Linked DNA regions of Homo sapiens: region 1 is linked to region 2. A link is an interaction called in ENCODE POLR2A ChIA-PET data of the cell type or tissue named here. Cell type or tissue: OCI-LY7. All regions are shown on one strand. Each heading gives the region's core, and the rest is flanking DNA. Links, peaks and the distances in the headings are about the cores only. Region 1 overlaps SNX29 (sorting nexin 29). Region 2 overlaps SNX29 (sorting nexin 29).

What was found. ChIA-PET counts read pairs that join two places held together with the same protein. Peaks named below come from ENCODE experiments on the same cell type or tissue, not always from the same donor. Only the 100,000 strongest peaks of a DNase experiment are listed, where the experiment ranks them.
Region 1: POLR2A ChIA-PET joins it to region 2 with 6 read pairs; 2 of 35 experiments call an interaction of 5 or more read pairs at or near these places.

What each region holds. Positions count from the first base shown.
Region 1 is chr16:12,191,933-12,196,318 of GRCh38, reverse strand. The region is part of intron 13 of SNX29 (sorting nexin 29); the gene reads right to left. Among named protein-coding and RNA genes, the nearest start is that of SNX29-AS2, 180 kb to the left of the region's middle. In OCI-LY7, for the core only: no CTCF peak of the experiment used is centred there; a DNase peak (open chromatin) is centred at 2,418; H3K27ac peaks cover 748 bases.
Region 2 is chr16:12,250,903-12,255,288 of GRCh38, reverse strand. The region is part of intron 14 of SNX29 (sorting nexin 29); the gene reads right to left. Among named protein-coding and RNA genes, the nearest start is that of SNX29-AS2, 120 kb to the left of the region's middle. In OCI-LY7, for the core only: no CTCF peak of the experiment used is centred there; DNase peaks (open chromatin) are centred at 1,378 and 2,518; H3K27ac peaks cover 3,668 bases.

The DNA.
Region 1 (4,386 bases), core at 92-4,091, 59 kb after region 2:
GGTTATTATTGCTGCCATTTTTCTTACTGCCTTCATTTTACACATGAAAAAACTGAAGACCAGGCGTGGTGGCTCATGCTACCCACCTGGGGAGGCTGAGACAGGCCAATTACTTGAGCCCAGGACAACAGCCTGGGCAACATGGTGAAACCCCATCTCTACAAAAAATGCAAAGATTAGCTGGGTGTGGTGGCATGCACCTGTTGTCCCATCTACTTGGGAGGCTGAGGTGGGAGGATCGTTTGAGCCGGGGAGGTGGAGGTTGCAGTGAACAAAGATCCAGCCTGGGTGACAGAGTAAGACCTTGTCTCAAAAAAAAAAAAAAAAAAAAAAGGAAAAGAAACTGAGGCTCAATGAGGCTAATTGAACTATCCAAAAACTCACAACCAGCAAAGGCAGAGCCACAGTTCACTTCAGCCTCTCCATGCCTATGTCCCTCTCCTCTCTGCCACACACTTGGTGTCTCATTAGACCACCAGCAACACATCACGAGGTTGGTTTTACTGTGCCCATTTTACAGATGAGAAATTTGAGGCCCAGAGAGTCTAACACACACTCCAACTTGGGATTTAAACCCATATCCTTTAACTTCAAAGTCTCCTATTACATTATACACGTTTAGCGAATTAAGTGAACAGGGCAACATTGAAAACGTAAGGCCTTGAAAAATTGCGTGAGAAAACGAGCACAGGTCTGCAGAATCTCTTGGGCGGTTAAGACTCCTGCACAGATGTGAACAGGATCCTCCTGACCAGCCAGCTTTGCTAAGAGAGGCTAAGGAACTTTCCTCGAGTTATGGAGCTCAAGCTTCTGCTGCCAACCCCCTTAGGCATCTCATAAATGTAAGCAGTTGGTGACAGGTGAGCTTTAGGAAATATGAATCAACAGCTTCAAGAACTGTAACCTTCTGACCCAGCAAGTCTACTTCTAAGAAACTGTATTTAGAAAAGAAAGAGAAGTCTCAAAACCATATGCATGAGGATGCTTTGAATATAAAAGAAAGAAGCTGGCTGCAAATTAATTGTCTGATAATGTAAGAGTGGGTGGAAAGTTATGGTGCATCCTCCTATAATAGGACGCTATAGGACTGTCAAAGCTATGATAAATATGTATGTTTATCCCCAGGGATGAATATTACGTATATACACACACACACATATATACTCACACTGATATACCATTAACTGAATGCAGCAGAGTACAGAGTGTATTTACTCTAACCCCTTATATCTATTTACATGGATATATTTGCACTGGAAATGTATAGACCACAACGTTAACAGTGCTCATTTCTATATGATAAAATTAATTGGAAATTTTTCTTTAATTTTTCAACAATGCACTTTACTAGAGCACTTTTTAAAATGTATGAAGAGGTTAGAAATACCCCCAGGCCAGATGCAGTGGCTCATGCCTGTAATCCCAGCACTTTGGGAGACCGAGGTGAGTGGATCATCTGAGGTCGGGAGTTCGAGACCAGCTTGGCCAACATGGTGAAACCCCATCTCTACTAAAAATACAAAAATGAGCTGGGCCTGGTGGTGCATGCCTGTAATCCCAGCTGGTCGGGAGGCTGAGACACAAGAATTGCTTGAACCTGGGAGGCGGAGGTTGCACTGAGCCAAGATCACACCACTGCACTCCAGCCTAGGTGACAGAGTCTGCGATTCCTTCTTAAAAAAAAAAAAAAAAAAAACTACCCACCCCCAAATCCTATAGTAACATCACACATAATGATTAAAGGCTGAATATTTTCCTCCAAAGACTGAAAATGAGTCAAGCAATTCTTCCCTCACCACTCCTGTTCAGCACAGTAGATTCTAGCTGGTGAAATAAGGCCCTCCCCACCCAAAAAAACATACAGGTTAGGAAGGAAGGACTAAAACTTTCCCTCTTCACAAGAGACATGACCATCTACAAAGGAAATCCCAAGAACTGACAAAAATGGTCACAGAATAACCGAGTTTTTCAAGGTCACAGAACACAGGGTCAAATGTAAACATCAACTGTATTTCTATACACTAACAATGAACAATGAGAAGGCAAATTACTTTTAAAAAGAATCATTTATAACAGCTCCAAAAGATGAAATACATTCATATAAATCTAACAAAATGTGTCCAGGATCTGCATGCTGAAAACTACAAAATACTAACAAAAGAAATCAAAGAAGAGCTAACTACCTGGAGATACCAGGTTCATGGCTTAGAAGACTCAAAAGAATTAAGATGTCAATTTCCCCAAAATTGATCTATAAATTTAATGAAAGCCCAATCAAAATCCCAGCAGGATTTCTTATAGATATAGACTAGCAGATTGTAACATTCATATGGAAAGACAAAGAAACTAAAATAGCCAAAATCATTTTTGAAAAAGCAGCACAAAGCAGGAAGACTCACATTGCCCAATTTTAGAACTTCCTGTAAAGCTACAGCCCTCAAGCCAATGTCATATGGGCAAAATGACAGACACACACCAACAAGACAGACCAAAGAATCAGGGAATAAACCCATACACACAATCAAGCAATGTGACGAAGGTAGGAAGGCGCTTCTGGAGAAAGGACAATCTTTTCCACACATGATTTTGGAACAACAAGACATTCATATGCAAAAAAAATAAACTTCAACCAATACTCACACCTTATACAAATATTAAGTAAAACTGGACCACAAACAAATGTAATTTAAAACTATAAAAGGTTTAGAAGAAAATGTTGGAGAAAATCATACCTAACCTGAGTTAGACAAAGAAGATTTCTTAGATATAATACTAAAAGCATCGTCCAGAGTAGAAAAAAGAGTTTAACTGGATTTGCTATGTGAAAGACTTTTTCTTTTTTTTTTTTGAAGATGGAGTTTCACTCTTGTTGCCCAGGCTGGAGTGCAGTGGTGCGATCTCGGCTCACTACAACCTTCACCTCCTGGCTTCAAGTGATTCTCCTGCCTCAGATCCCAAGTAGCTGGGATTACCGGCACCCACCACTAGGCCCGGCTAATTGTTTTATTTTCAGTAGGGACGGGGTTTTGCCATGTTGGTCAGGCTGGTATCAAACTCTTGTAATGGAATTACAAACTCCTGTAGTGGAATGTAAGTAATGGAATGCTTACTCATCAATAAAAAGGAATGCACTATTGATACATGCAACAACTTGGATGAAACTCCAAAAACATTATGATAAATGTTTTGGGCGCAGTGGCACATTCCTGTAATTGCAGCACTTAGGAAGGCTGAGGCAGGAGGATCACCTGAGCCTAGAAGTTTGAGACTAGCCTGGGCAATACAGCAAGATCACATCTCTACAAAAAAATTTTTTAGACTGAGCACAGTGGCTTACGCCTGTAATCCCAGCACTTTGGGAGGCCGAGGCAGGTGGATCACCTGAGGTCAGGAGTTCAAGACCAGCCTGGCCAACATGGTGAAACCCTGCCTCTACTAAATATACAAAAATTATCTGGGCATGGTAGCAGGCACCTGTAATCCCAGCTACTTGGGAGCTGAGGCAGGAAAACTGCTTGAACCCGGGAGGCAGAGGTTGCAGTGAGCCGAGATCGTGCCATTGAACTCCAGCCTGGGTGAAAGTGAGACCTTGTCTCAATAAATAAATAAATAAATAAATGAAATAAAATTAATTTAAAAATTAGCTGGACACGGTGACATGTGCCTGTAGTCCCAGCTTCTCCAGAGGCTGAGGCAGGAGGATCACTTGAGCACAGGAGTTGCAGGCTGCAGTGAGCTGTGATCGCACCATTGCACTCCAGCCTGGGCAACAGAGTGAGACTGCAATTCACAAACAAAAAAATAAATTAAAAAGGTGTCAAGCAAGGGAATGCAGACTTGCTATGTGGAAAAAGCAAATGGAATGAGGGGTGGAAACAGAAGAAGCCGGAAGATAGGAGGCCATTACGGTCATCCAGGCAAGAAACGATGGTGGCCAGAACTGAGAGGACCGAAGAGGTAGCCGTGCACATGGAGACAAGTATTCAAATATTCGCCTGTCCAATTCTAGAAAGCCTTGCCAACTCCTTCCCACTCCCAGCCCCAAACAAGCCTGCTGGCTACCCTGCAGATTTCTTTAAAAGCATGGGAACGAAAGCAAATCATTGAGTAGGTGGCAAGTACCTCTCAAACAGCTTCCAACGACTGCAATAATTAATGTTTGTAAGTCAAAGCAATTAGGCCTGCCCCAATGTCAGAGTAAACAACCAGCAACCCCAGACAGCACTACTCAAAGGAAAATTACTCACAACAAAACTAACGAACCTGGTAAGTACATTTGGTAATTCTCAGGCATCAAAACACCACACTAAGATACACCTATGGGAATTATACTTTCCCTAGATGTAAAAAAGCACAGCTCGAGGGGACCTCATGCCTACCGTCCAG
Region 2 (4,386 bases), core at 139-4,138:
GGGAAGCAGAGGTGGCAGTGAGCCGAGATCACGCCATTGCGCTCCAGCCTGGGCGTCGCACCAAGACTCAGTCTCAAAAAAATAAAAAAATACAGGATTGTTTCCTTGAAAATTGTGAAGAGATTATATCCTAAATGGTCTCAACACCAAAAAAAAGTATGTGAAGTGATGAATATGTTTATTAACTTGATTTAATCATTTCACAACGTACAGATCAAAACAGCACATTGTACACCATAAAGATACACAGTTGTTGTCAATGATACTTCAATACAGCTGATGGGAAGAAACAATTCCTGCTGCACGTCCCTGCCATTACTGCTGCATTTCCTTACTCCTGTCTGCAGCCAACCTCCTGGAAAGAGCTGTCTCCACTCGCCCTCTCCAGCCCCTCTCCTACTCTCTCATCAATGCTCTGCAACTCAGGCTCTCACCCCTGCAGTCCACTGGCTAGGTCTTGACAATGCCACCAATGGCTGCCACCAGATGACTCAGGGGACCAACTGCGCTTGCCTCATTTGCCCCATCGGCAGCCACAACACAGCTGGGCTCTCCCCTCCTGCAAGCACACTCTCACGTGGCTTCTAGGACTCTAGGAGAGTCTTGTCTCCTCCCTGGTCAGTCCTTCACCTTTTTTTTTTTTGGAGATGGAGTCTCTGGTGCTCTGTCACCCAGGCTGGAATACAGTGGCGCAATCTCAGCTCACTGCAACCTCTGCCTCCCGGGTTCAAGCGATTCTCCTGCCTTAGCCTCCCGAGTAGCTGGGATTACAGGTGCGCACCACCACGCCTGACTCATTTTTCGTATTTTCAGTAGAGACGGGGATGGCCAGGCTGGTCTCAAACTCCTGACCCCAAGTGATCTGCCCGCCTTGGCCTCCCAAAGTGCTGCATTACAGGCGTGAGCCACTGCGCCTGGCCTCCTTCTCCATCTCTTTTGCTGGTATCTCCTTTTTTCCACATCTTAATGTGGGAGGGCCACAGAGCTCAGTCCTGGCCCACCTACACTCACTCTCTCAGAAACGTTATCCAGTTTTGGGGCTTTCAATACCCTCAATGTGTTCCATTCGGTATTGTGGGCCCCGGCATACTAACTGAACTCTTGATACCCACGTTCCTTCTGTCTCTCCGTAGATGTTCAGATAGCTCACACTCAACATGCCTGTACCCAAGCTCCTGCTCGGCCCCCACAAAGCCATCCCCATCCTGGTTAGCAGCCTCCCTCCACATCCTTCTGGCTGCTCAGGACAATGCCCTGGAGGCATCTGGTACTGCTCTCACTCACACCTCACAGCCCGTGTTCCTGGAAATCCTTCCAGCTCCAGCATCCACATAAGGCCAGGGGCAGGCCACTTCTTACCATTCTCACTTCCCCAACTGGTCCCAGCCACCACCGCCTTGTGCCTGAGCTCCTATAACCACCTGCCAGCTCTTCTCTGCCTCCACCCCTGCTCCCACACTCCAGTCTCCACACAGCAAACTTCCAAAACCCTAACTCAGAGGCCACCCCTCCTTTGCTCACAGTCCTCCAGTGGCCCCCTTCTCATTCCCACCTGCGGCCAGCCTCCCTGCCTACCAACCTCACCAGGCCCCAGGGGATGTGACTGTCTGAAGCCTCTGTGGCTTCTCCGCCTCCTCTCTGCCTTGCTGCCTCCTTGGTGTTCCTTGGACGCAACAGGCACACCGCCACCATCCCCCTGCCTGTGTTCACATGGCCAGTGCCCCCTTGGCAACTCTGTGCTCAGGCAACGCCTTCTCAACAAAGTTCATCCCGACTCACTTAAAGTCATGATCTCCCCACACTCCTGAGCCCCCTTAACCTTCTCTATTTTGACTTTTGTTCCATATCAATTATCAGCTTCTGACACGCTATACATCCTTAGTTTATCCTATTTGTTGATTATCTTCTGTCTCCCCCTAACTAGAATGCAACTCCACATAGCAGGAATTTTTATCTGTTTTATTCACTTTCAGCCCAAGGGCCTAGTACAGGACCTGGCCCATGACAGGCACTCAATAAACACAGTATTGAAAGGTGCTATGAATGAATGAAAGATCTACATCAAGGCGAATGCATGGTCACCAACAGGTAATGGCCCGAATGACTGTCTCGCCACCTCTGCTGTTCTCATCTCAAGCACTTGCCTGGCACATGCTGCTGAGGGGCAGGAGGGTTAGGGAACAGCTCGTGAATGAACCCTTGAACATGCCTCTAGAACCGCTAGACCCACAAAAATGACCCAAAGACCTAAATACCAATAGCTTCTCTATCTGGGTCTGGAAATTTCTCAAACCCAACGCAAGAACCCTCCCCCACTCCTATCCCAGCTGCCAGTCCAGGTCACAAAAAAAGATGGCTTGCGATGAAGGAGTGGAATTTGTTAAGCTGGTGCTAAAGTGGGTCTGATGAGCAATTAGACAGCTGGAAGAGCCAGCTGCTCCCTCACTGTGGGCACCGTGCTGCTTGGAGACACAGCTGGCGGCCCACCAAAGGCTCCCCATGGCTGGGTGCCCAGAGCCCCTCCAATGGCGGCTGCCTCTTAGGGGTGTGAGCCAGGGAAGCGGAACAGGCACCAGGCACCTCGGCACCGCAACGGGGCTGCCAGGACCAGAAGGAGGCAATGCTGTGGTGACAGGAGGTCACCTGGTGCAGACAGGAGCGAGAAAGGGCACTGATGGAACCGGGAAATGCACACACGTTCAGGGAGGCAAAGCCTAAATAATGTGATTATTATTGGGTGATGATGATGATTTCAGCAAGCACTTCCTACGAACTTAGAATGGCACACTGCCTTACTGAGTTCCATCAGTCCAAGGAAGCATGTGTGTTCCCCCATCTTAGAGACAGGAAAACTGAATTCCTGAAAGGTCAAGAAGCCAGTTGCTAAAGAAGTGGGGCAGGGGCTCAGAGGACCCAGAGGAGATGAGAGGTAGCCGCCAGGTGGGAGGCCAGACCAGACTTCTCTGGCAACTCCAGCTTTCCAGCTTCCAGCCAGGGGATTCAAAAGCTTTTAGACAGGAGGATAGAGGAAGAGGAAGAGTTTCATTTAAATCTGTCACTTTGAAGTTTGTGGATGTAGCTTGTGGACTGTTTCCTTTGTCACTCAATTCTGTATGCAGAAACCCTTGTGGATTTGGGGAAAGCTGGTAAGAGCAGAAGAGATGATTTCTGGGAGTAAACTGGGCTTGGGAGAATACTGTGATTTTCTTGCAAGGAAATTAGTTATGGGACCCAGGCGTGGTGGCTCATATCCGTAATCCCACTATTCAGGAGGCCAAGGTGAGAGGACTGCTTGAGGCCAGGAGTTCGACACCAGCCTGAGCAACATAGCAGGACCTCATCTCTAACAAAGTTTTTAAAAAATTACTTGACATGGTGGCACACACCTATAGTTCTAGCTACTGGGGAGGCTGAGTCAAGAGGACTGCCTGAGTCCAGAAGCTCGAGGCTGCAGTGAGCCGTGATCGTGCCACCACACTCCAGCCTGGGTGACAGAGCAAGACACTGTCTCTAAAGAAAAAAAAAATTAAAACAAATAAAATTAGTTATGAATTTGTGTTTGGTTTTTGTTTTTGCTTTTGTTTTGGAGACAGAGTCTTACTCTGTTGCCCAGGCTGGAGTGCAATGGCACGATCTCAGCTCACTGCAACCTCCGCCTCCCAGGTTCAAGCAATTCTCCTGCCTCAGCCTCCCGAGTAGCTGGGACTACAGGCGCGTGCCACCATGCCCGGCTAATTTTTGTATTTGTAGTAGAGACGGGGTTTTACCATGTTGGCCAGGATTGTCTCGAACTCCTGACCTCAGGTGATCCACCCACCTTGGCCCCCCAAAGTGTTGGGATTACAGGCATGAGCCACTGTACCCAGCCTATGAATTCTTATATTGCTGGCTTGTGCATCATAAAGGTAAGGTCATTAAAAATCCTCAATAATGGTCCACTGAGGGTCAATAATATTAATGAACATAATGGCGATGACATTTCTTCAGCAGTTTTTTCTGCTGTTCTAAGTCCTTGCCACACATTAGCTCATTTAAAGCTGAGAAAAGCTCTTCTGAGGCAGGAGCTATTATCACGTCCACTTTACAGATGAACCAAGTGAGGCACAGACTTTACAAGCACTTTGCTCAAGGACAGGAAGCCAGCAAATGGCACAGTCAAGACCCCAACCCAGGAAGTTTGCCTTGCGCCTATGCTCCCAACAAAGCAGGATCTTGGTGATGTCCTGCGCAGCCTGGCCACATGGCCCGCAGCCCAGAGGGCAGGGCCCTGAAGGTGAAGAAGGGGGCCATCGTGGAGCTCTGAGGAGCAGCCAGCAGCTGTCTATTTCGCCATCCTTCCCAGTACCTCGCGGCCTGCAGGAGTAACTGCAGTACCGGGGTCAGGGA